Linked DNA regions of Homo sapiens: region 2 is linked to region 1. A link is a loop called in an ENCODE intact Hi-C map of the cell type or tissue named here. Cell type or tissue: endothelial cell of umbilical vein. All regions are shown on one strand.

Evidence for each region. Hi-C counts contacts between places; a loop is a spot of excess contacts. Peaks named below come from ENCODE experiments on the same cell type or tissue, not always from the same donor. Only the 100,000 strongest peaks of a DNase experiment are listed, where the experiment ranks them.
Region 2: it touches region 1 in a loop (7-fold over the local background); 2 of 110 quality-filtered maps call a loop at or near these places.

The regions. Positions count from the first base shown.
Region 1 is chr3:72,485,568-72,489,567 of GRCh38, forward strand. No RefSeq gene overlaps it. Among named protein-coding and RNA genes, the nearest start is that of RYBP, 41 kb to the left of the region's middle. RefSeq lists enhancers at 1,609-2,126, 2,127-2,644. In endothelial cell of umbilical vein, no CTCF peak of the experiment used is centred here; a DNase peak (open chromatin) is centred at 1,994; H3K27ac peaks cover 481 bases.
Region 2 is chr3:72,308,234-72,312,233 of GRCh38, forward strand. No RefSeq gene overlaps it. Among named protein-coding and RNA genes, the nearest start is that of RYBP, 140 kb to the right of the region's middle. RefSeq lists enhancers at 2,113-2,422, 2,603-2,782. In endothelial cell of umbilical vein, no CTCF peak of the experiment used is centred here; a DNase peak (open chromatin) is centred at 2,388; H3K27ac peaks cover 405 bases; H3K27me3 peaks cover 439 bases.

The sequences.
Region 1 (4,000 bases):
ACATTATTTCAAAACAGCTCAAAATATTATACTGGCTCTATCTGTCAGGATGCTTTGATTGTAAGCAACAGAAACTGCCTCTACTGATCTAGGCAGAACGGGAATTTCTTGGAAGGATATTAGAGAGCACACTAGAGCAAAGGAATGGCTAAAAAGTCAGGCTTGGAGCCATTAGGCACCCAGCCTCTCCAGGAGGTTCTTGGCAGCAGAAAATGCTCAACAATCTCACTGAGCTGCTGTGGCTGGAATGAGAACACTCCAAGTGTTCTCTGCTTTGGGCCTGAATCCATGATTGAGATTTCAGGGAGGGAGTCCCCATTGGCCTTGCTGGCAGTCATGCACTGGGGAGGAAGGGCTGGCCTGGCTAACCATTCCACTAGACAATTTGGAAGATGGACCAGCAGCTGGGCAGATGACAAACAACGAAGGTCTTTGCATTTCTTGAGAATGATGACAGCCAACCACTGAGGCTGTGACAACACTTATAAAAAAAATCCCCCTTTCTCTTCTATCCATTTCTCTCACACGCTGAAGCTGCTCCACAGGATTTCTCCCTACAGTTATACGCAAACCTCACCCAACATCCACTCTTTTATACCCCGGCTGTGCAAAATGTATTCAGAGAACCAGCAGCATTTATAATCTCCAAATGTAATCTGTATAAAGCCAGCGTGCCCATGGGTTCAGCTTCAACATGGTGAAGTAGTATCATAATGTATTAGTCCACTCCTTACACTGCTAACAAAGACATACCTGAGACTGGGTAATTTATAGAGGAAAGAGGTTTAATTGACTTAATCTAGCAAGTTGGGAGCTTGCTAGAAATGTAGAATCTCAAACCTCACCCTAGACCTACCAAATCAGAATCTGCATTTTAACAATATCCCAGGTGGCTCTGATGCACGTGAAGTTTAAGAATCACTCATGGATACACTCTCTTCCTCTCTCCATTTCTTTTTTTTTTTTTTTTTCTTTGAGACAGGGTCTCACTCCTTTGCCCCAGCTGTAGTGCAGTGGTGCAATCATGGCTCACTGCAGCCTTGACCTCCCTGGGCTCCGGTGATCCTCCCACCTCAGCCTCCTGAATAGCTGGGACCACAGGCATGCGCCACCATACCTAGCTAATTTTTATCTTTCTTGTAGAAATAGGGTTTTGCCATGTTGCCCAGGCTGGTCTCAAACTCCTGGGCTCAAGTGATTTGCCTGCTTAGTCCTCCCAAAGTGCTGGGACTACAAGTGTAGAGCCACCGTGCCGGCCTTCCATTCCTTAATTATACAGATCAATCTAGTCTCTCACCAGCCTAAACAAATCCTTCCTCTGTAGCAAGAGGAAAGAGATGGGCTATCAATGACAAGGTTGCCTCTGGTGGGGTGATAGAAGAAATGTGAACATTTGCAGGCTCATAATTGTCTTGTAAACAAGGGTAAAGCAGACACAGTCTGTGACCTCAGCGAGCTCAGGTTCTGGAGGGAAAAGCTGGTCAGCCGGTCCAAATGGATATTGAGGTCTTCCAAGGCAGCATGGCATGGTTCTCAGGGCTAAACTGACTCTAGAACCGCTTGCTCTAGGGGAGGATCCTGGGGACAGAGGGACGGAATGGTAAATTAAGTTTCATTGGGCTGCACAGATCAGTTTGGAAGTCCTGTGGTCCTTTGAGTCCTCTCTGAAATGCAATGCTAGACAACAGTGCCAGGGTACTCAGGGTTGGTCTGTCTCCTCCTCCAAGAGAGCAAAGAAGGAACCAGGCCCAGGGACTCACCCAGAGGGGGCTTGGGAGCCAGTAAAATGAAAAACGTTGAATGTAGAGTTCCGAACGGTCTGGAATCCAGGTATTAATCTGTTGGTCCGTCATCATATTGGTCTTTGCAACATACAAACAAATCAAGCACGAGATTTCCCCCAAAGTTAGCAAGCTCCTGTGAGTCATTTCTCAGGAACTTGGTGGCAGACACTTGGCTGAAGGCAGCTGTGAGGAGGAATGTCCGTGGAGGGGGGTGGGGGGCGGTGGTGGCCACAGTCACGGGAGTGGCTGTGTGGGCGTGACTGTAGCTGGGACTGCTGGGCTATGAAGCTGTGGCTGTGTCTGTAGCTGGGGGTGGGGCTGTGGCCATGGCTGTGGCCACCAGCCTCACAGCAGTAGCCATAACAAAAGGAGGAGCTGCTGACTGGCCTCATCTCAGTGACCACATGGCATCATTCAAAGATTCGTGCTCCTGGTCCCTCAACGCAGGTAGAACTTTTGGCAGAGTCGGGGGAAACTGAGCTAAAGGCAGTGACAGGTTGTACCTACTTGGGCCATGGACCCTGAGGAACCTGAAAAAGATGAGGGAAGAGGTCCCTATCACACACTTTGGTGTTTTGTGGCTGCTGGTGGCAGTGGGGTCTGGCATGAGGGTGACCTGCAACCACACGCACCCAGCTCCTAGGTTCCTGGAGCTGACAGCGTCTGTGGCAGAGGGGCTTGACATGAGGATGCTGTCCCCAACTCCTCTGGTCCTACCCAACATTTTCCTGCAAGGTGGCCCTAACCAACCCCACCCGCATCATTCAAATCCGTGCTTGAAGGGACAACACCATCTCACCCTCTTCCTCATTTTCCATCTTTCTCAGTCCTTGCTGTTCACAGAATAGTCTCCTCTCTTCATCAGCCAGAAACAAACAAAATGCCTGTGCGAACCGATGCTGTGGTTTCACCAGCTTGGTCCTTCCACAAACAGCAAAACTCAGAGTTCAGTTTAGGTGCCTTCCCATCACCCCTACTAGAACACTTTGTCTCAGTAGCCACTGAGTTAACAGTTGTGAAAGCTTTTAGAGAAAGATACATTCTTGTGCTCTTGAAAGAGTATGATTTACATTTCTTTGACATTCTCCAGTTTCAAAAGCCACTTGCAAATGCCAGTACTTCGAAGCTTTATTTCTGTACCTACAAAGAAAGGCACCTCTCATAAAAGAGCTTTTTAAACCATGGCACTTTAGGAAGGTAGAACCTAAGAGGCACAAAACCATAATGATAAACAAACAAATCGGTTTGTGAAGTAGCTCAGGCCATGGTCCCTACTATTCTAGGGCCTCTTCATCTATGCTGATGGCGTAAGTTTACTGAGCATTTATTTGGTGTCAGGTACTCTTCTAAGCACCTTACCTGAATCATCTCATGTGATACTTACAGGAACTCTAGAACTCTAGACCAGTGATTTTCCTTTCTTTTTTTTTTAAGAGACAGGGTTGCTCGCTCTGTCACCCAGGCTGGAGTCCAGTGGCGTGGTCGTGACTCACTGTAACCTCAAATTCTTGGACTCAAGTGATTCTCTTGCCTCAGCCTCCCAAGTAGCTAGGACTACAGATGTGAGCCCCCGTGCCTGGCTAATTTTTAATTTTCATGTAGAGACAAGATCTCCCTATGTTGCCCAGTCTGGCCTCAAGTGATCCTCCCACCTCGGCCTCCCAAGTCACTGGGATTATAGGCATGAGCCACTGTGCTAGACCAGAGATTTTCAATTAGGGGTTATTTTGCCCCTTACGCAGGGGATATTTGGCAATGTCTGGAGACATTTTTGTGTGGTACAACTAGGGGGGATGCTATTGGCATTAAGTGCGTAGAGGCCGGGGATGCTGCTTAAACAACCTATGGTTCTTGGGACGGCCCCACACCAAAGAATTATCCAGGCCCTACTGCAATAGTGTCCAGGTTGAGAAGTCCTGCTCTCAGAGATAGGGATTATTATTCACCCCATTTTCCAGATGAAGACACAGAAGTACAGAGAGGTACTTCAAGATACTTAGGTTTATAAGCAAATATAATCAGCAAAAATGAGTGTTGGCAAAAGATTGAGAAAAGTTTGCCAATATATATATTTTTAATTTTTTATTTTTTCGAGACAGAGTCTCCCTGTCACCCAGGCTGGAGTGCAGTGGCCTGATCTCAGCTCACCGCATCCTCCACCTCCTGGGTTGATTCTCTGCCTCTGCCTCCCAAGTAGCTGGGATTACAGGCGTGCA
Region 2 (4,000 bases), 180 kb before region 1:
ATTCTCCTGCCTCAGCCTCCTGAGTAGCTGAGATTACAGGCACAGGCCACCATAACCGGCTAATTTTTTGCATTTTTATTAAAAGTAGAAATGGGTTTCACCATATTGGTTAGGCTGGTCTCCAACTCCTAGCCTCAAGTGATCAGCCCACCTCGGCCTCCCAAAGTGCTGGGATTACAGGCATGAGCCACTGTCCCCGGCCCATTTGGGACATACTTGTACTAAAAACATATTCATTGTTGAATTAATTAACAGGGCCACCTGTGTTTTATCTGGCAGCTCACTGGAGTTCGGCCTTAGGCTGGGTCCTCTGGGGTAGCAATAGGGCAGCAAACCTCTCATGGTTCAGACTGGATTATGTGACTATCCTGAGCCAGTCACTGTGGGCAGAAGAACTTAATACATCGGCTGCTATCACCTGGTTTACACACTCCATCCCCAGACTCAGAGTCTGTCTACCTCTAGCTTCTGGGAAGAGGGTGCTTCCCTTAAAGAAAAAGCAAGTACTGTAGATAGTACTGTAGATGCGGTATATGAAAGGAAGGAAAAACAGGATCTACTGTGAGCAGATGCAAGGAGGAGAGATTCTTAAACCAGAGGCAGGGATGTGGGTGTCCCCCAGCTCCAACTAGCGGAGTAAGCCCAGCTGGCCTGGTACCAAGAGATAAAAGTAGATCTTTGAGAAAAAGAACCCCAGGTTGTCCTGGCTGACTCTTTGACAGCATCTCTGGGTAAAACAACCTGCAGGAAGTCCTTCCCTAACTCTCTTCTCTGAGGCTCAGTGTTCTCATCAGCAAAATGAGTATAAGAATTCAAACTTCTGATCAGGCATGTGGTGATTCACGCCTATATTTCCAGCATTTTGGGTGGCCGAGGCAGGTTGCATCACTTGAGTTCCAGAGTTCGATACCCACCTGGGCAACATAACAAGACCTCGCCTCTAAAAAAAAAAAAAAAAGAATTCAAACTTCTTGGGGGGAGTTGTGAAGATTATCTGAGGTTCAACTGACTCCTAACTTGAGACCCAGTTAGTTATTACATAATAGTCACAAATTCAGTTGGCAGCACTCAAAAATTTATTTCCTAAGGGTAGATTTTTTACAAAGTGGGGTTCCAGTCCCAGTAATCTTTCATTCCTTGACAATACCAATTAATTATGATTGCTTGTTGTGGCTTCTCAGCCTCAGCACTGACATTTTGGGCTGGATACTTCTCTGTTGTGGGGGGCTGCCCTGTGCATGGTAGGATGTCTAGCAGCACCCCCAAACCCCACCCACTAGAAGCCAATAGCAGCTGCTTCTTAGCTGTGACAGCAGAAATGTCTTCCAGACATTGCTAAATGTTCCCCTAAGGGGTAAAGTCATTCTCTCCTCTAAGAACCACTGTGATAATAGCATAAAATACAAATATATATTCGTATAAACATGTATTAAGATATTGTGTTGAATGTGTACTGTAAGCCCTATATTATGCATATCCCATTGGGGAAGCTTATCAATGTGGACTGAGCCAGCTGAGGTCTCTTAAAATAAAGTCCGTATAAATTGGAGGGAAGACACCACTTCCTGAAGTAGGCAAGCCCGAGTGTCTTCCTGCCCCTAGGGACTTTCAAACTGCATTAAAAATGAGAATCATCTGTCTCAAAAATGTTTCCTTGTCAAGTTAATTGAATGGAGGAGGAGGTGGGGCAATGCCCAATCACCTCTTCCGCCTCCGTTTTAGCAAAAGCCAAAGGGCTTCTGGGAGCAACATCAGGATTTGTGTAGTGTTGGCGTCTTAAAGTCATGCTTTACTTTTTAACGATTCTTTTTAAGTTATAAAAATAATGCCGACAGCCAAGCCATGGCGGGTGGGAGGGAGGGATGGGGGTGTCCACAGGTAAAGACCAGGAAGATAGCAAAATTCAATTGAAGGCTGTCCTAGACGTTGCATGGAAGCCGCGGTTGCCTCTCACTAGCTGGTGTCCTTGGGCTAGTTACCTAATCTCTGACAGGGCTGACTTCACAAGCCTGTGTCCCAGGCAGTCACTCAGGGCCTGTGATCAGAAGGACACCTCACTTGGTTTAACAGTCTGCTGTGGTTTCAGTCTTGAAGTTCTTAATTTTTAAACCAAAGACCCCACATTTTTATTTTACACTGAATGTCCTAAATCATGCAGCCAATCCTGCTCTCTGAACTCAGTTTTTACATCTGTAAAGTGGGGGTCATGACACCCTCCCATTGCAAGACGACTGTGAGGGTTACACACTAGTCCAGGGGCTGACAGCTCTCAGCACTGCAGTTCCCTGCCCGGCCATCCCAGTGGCTGAAACAACAGTGTTTGCAGTCATTCTCAGGCCCCATCTCAGAAGGAAGTCTTTAACGACGGGCCTGAGACCATGACTCTGAGCTTCCGGAACCTTTGAAATTCTCTCTGTTTATTATTTTTGTGACTACCATCTGTTTCCTGTAGCAATGAACTCTTTAAATGAAAAGGTCTGTGGACTGAGGGGTGGAGCAGGAGGACAGCGGGGAGACTCCACCCTCCAGGGCAGCCTGGCTGGGGAGGAGAGTCCCCAGGGGAGAGTTGGCAGAGCAGAGCAAACAAGCAGCGTCCCCAGAGTGCCTGCAAGGCAGGAAGGAAGATCGCCTTCTCACGTTGCACCCTGTTCAGCTTTCCGAAGAGGGAGACAAAGGTGGAGTTGGAGCCAGTCCTCAGATTCGCGTGACTCCATGGCCCATCTTTTGCCTCCCTCTGCACGCCATGAGCTTCTGTAGTTAAAGGGCTCCTGGGGGCTGCGGCTCACCATCGCCCCACCTCCGCAGGTGGACTCTGGCAGGTTCAAGGAGGTAGAAGTGCTGAGGGACCCTGTCCTCTTGTCCTTTCTATCACTGCTACCCCAGCAGGTGTCCAGGCCCCCACCCCATCTCCACAGTTTGCAGATGGCCTGCGATGCTGAAACAGGAACATCCATGAGGGAGAAGTCGAAGGTGCCAGACAAGCACTCGGGACATGGCTGGAGGTTCCCCTCTGAGCTAGGAGGTCCCACCAGCTGTCCACAGAAAGGACCACCTTTGCAACTCCCATGTGTTGATGCTGTATGGTAACGCAGTAATAAGCTGGAGGGTGTGGAGGTGCTGACTGAGAGCCCTTGGGCATTGTTGGTGGGTGACCCAAGTCCCCTCTCCAGGAGGGGCTGGGCAGTACCTGGAAACTGAGTTTCCTCCAGCCCACATGGCCGCAGGACCTCTCTCCTTTATTGTGTCCCCTCCATCTCTCTTCCTTCCCCACCCAGAAGAAACCTTGCCATCTCCAGGCCCAGAAATTCATCTTGTTCCCAGCTCTCCTCCCCACTTCCGTCACTGATGCCCATCAGTCCTTCTCCTCCCCGCAGGCCTAAGATTTTGCAACTCCAAGGCCAAGAGCTGACATTCTCTTCTCTCCGAGTTGCTGCCTCTCCCGAGGCAATGAGAACAAAATGCACACAGCAGCCAGAATGGAGGAGGGGACGAGGGTAGAGAGAAACACCAGGAATAAAAACCTCATGCCTTCATACTTTCAGAGTCACCCGCCACCCCACTACATGCTCTTGAGGATTTATGGCAAGACCCATGATGATTTTTTTTGCTGATTTGTTTCACAAAAAAAAATTGACCTATGACTGTGGGAATGTGTCACCAAAGGAAAATAATCTCTTAGGTGACAAGATGCTGGAGGAAGGAGAGGTCCCCTTGCCTTGTGCCTCAAGACACCAAACTATCAAAGGAGGCACAGGGAGAGACCCAAAGCCCAACATTACCTGGGCTGGTACTGATTTCTTGAGGCTGAAACCAATCAAGTTTTCTCAGCCCCAGGCCCCTGTTCCTCCACGCTCTGAAGATGACCATCTGAGGCCTTTAGAAAGTCACTTTATGAGACAGTGGTCTCATAACAGTGGTCCATAGGTAGTGGTCACCACAGAGTCTATGATGAAGCCACAGGGGAATTTGTGGGAGTTTTAATGTTCAACAAGAAAGCCTA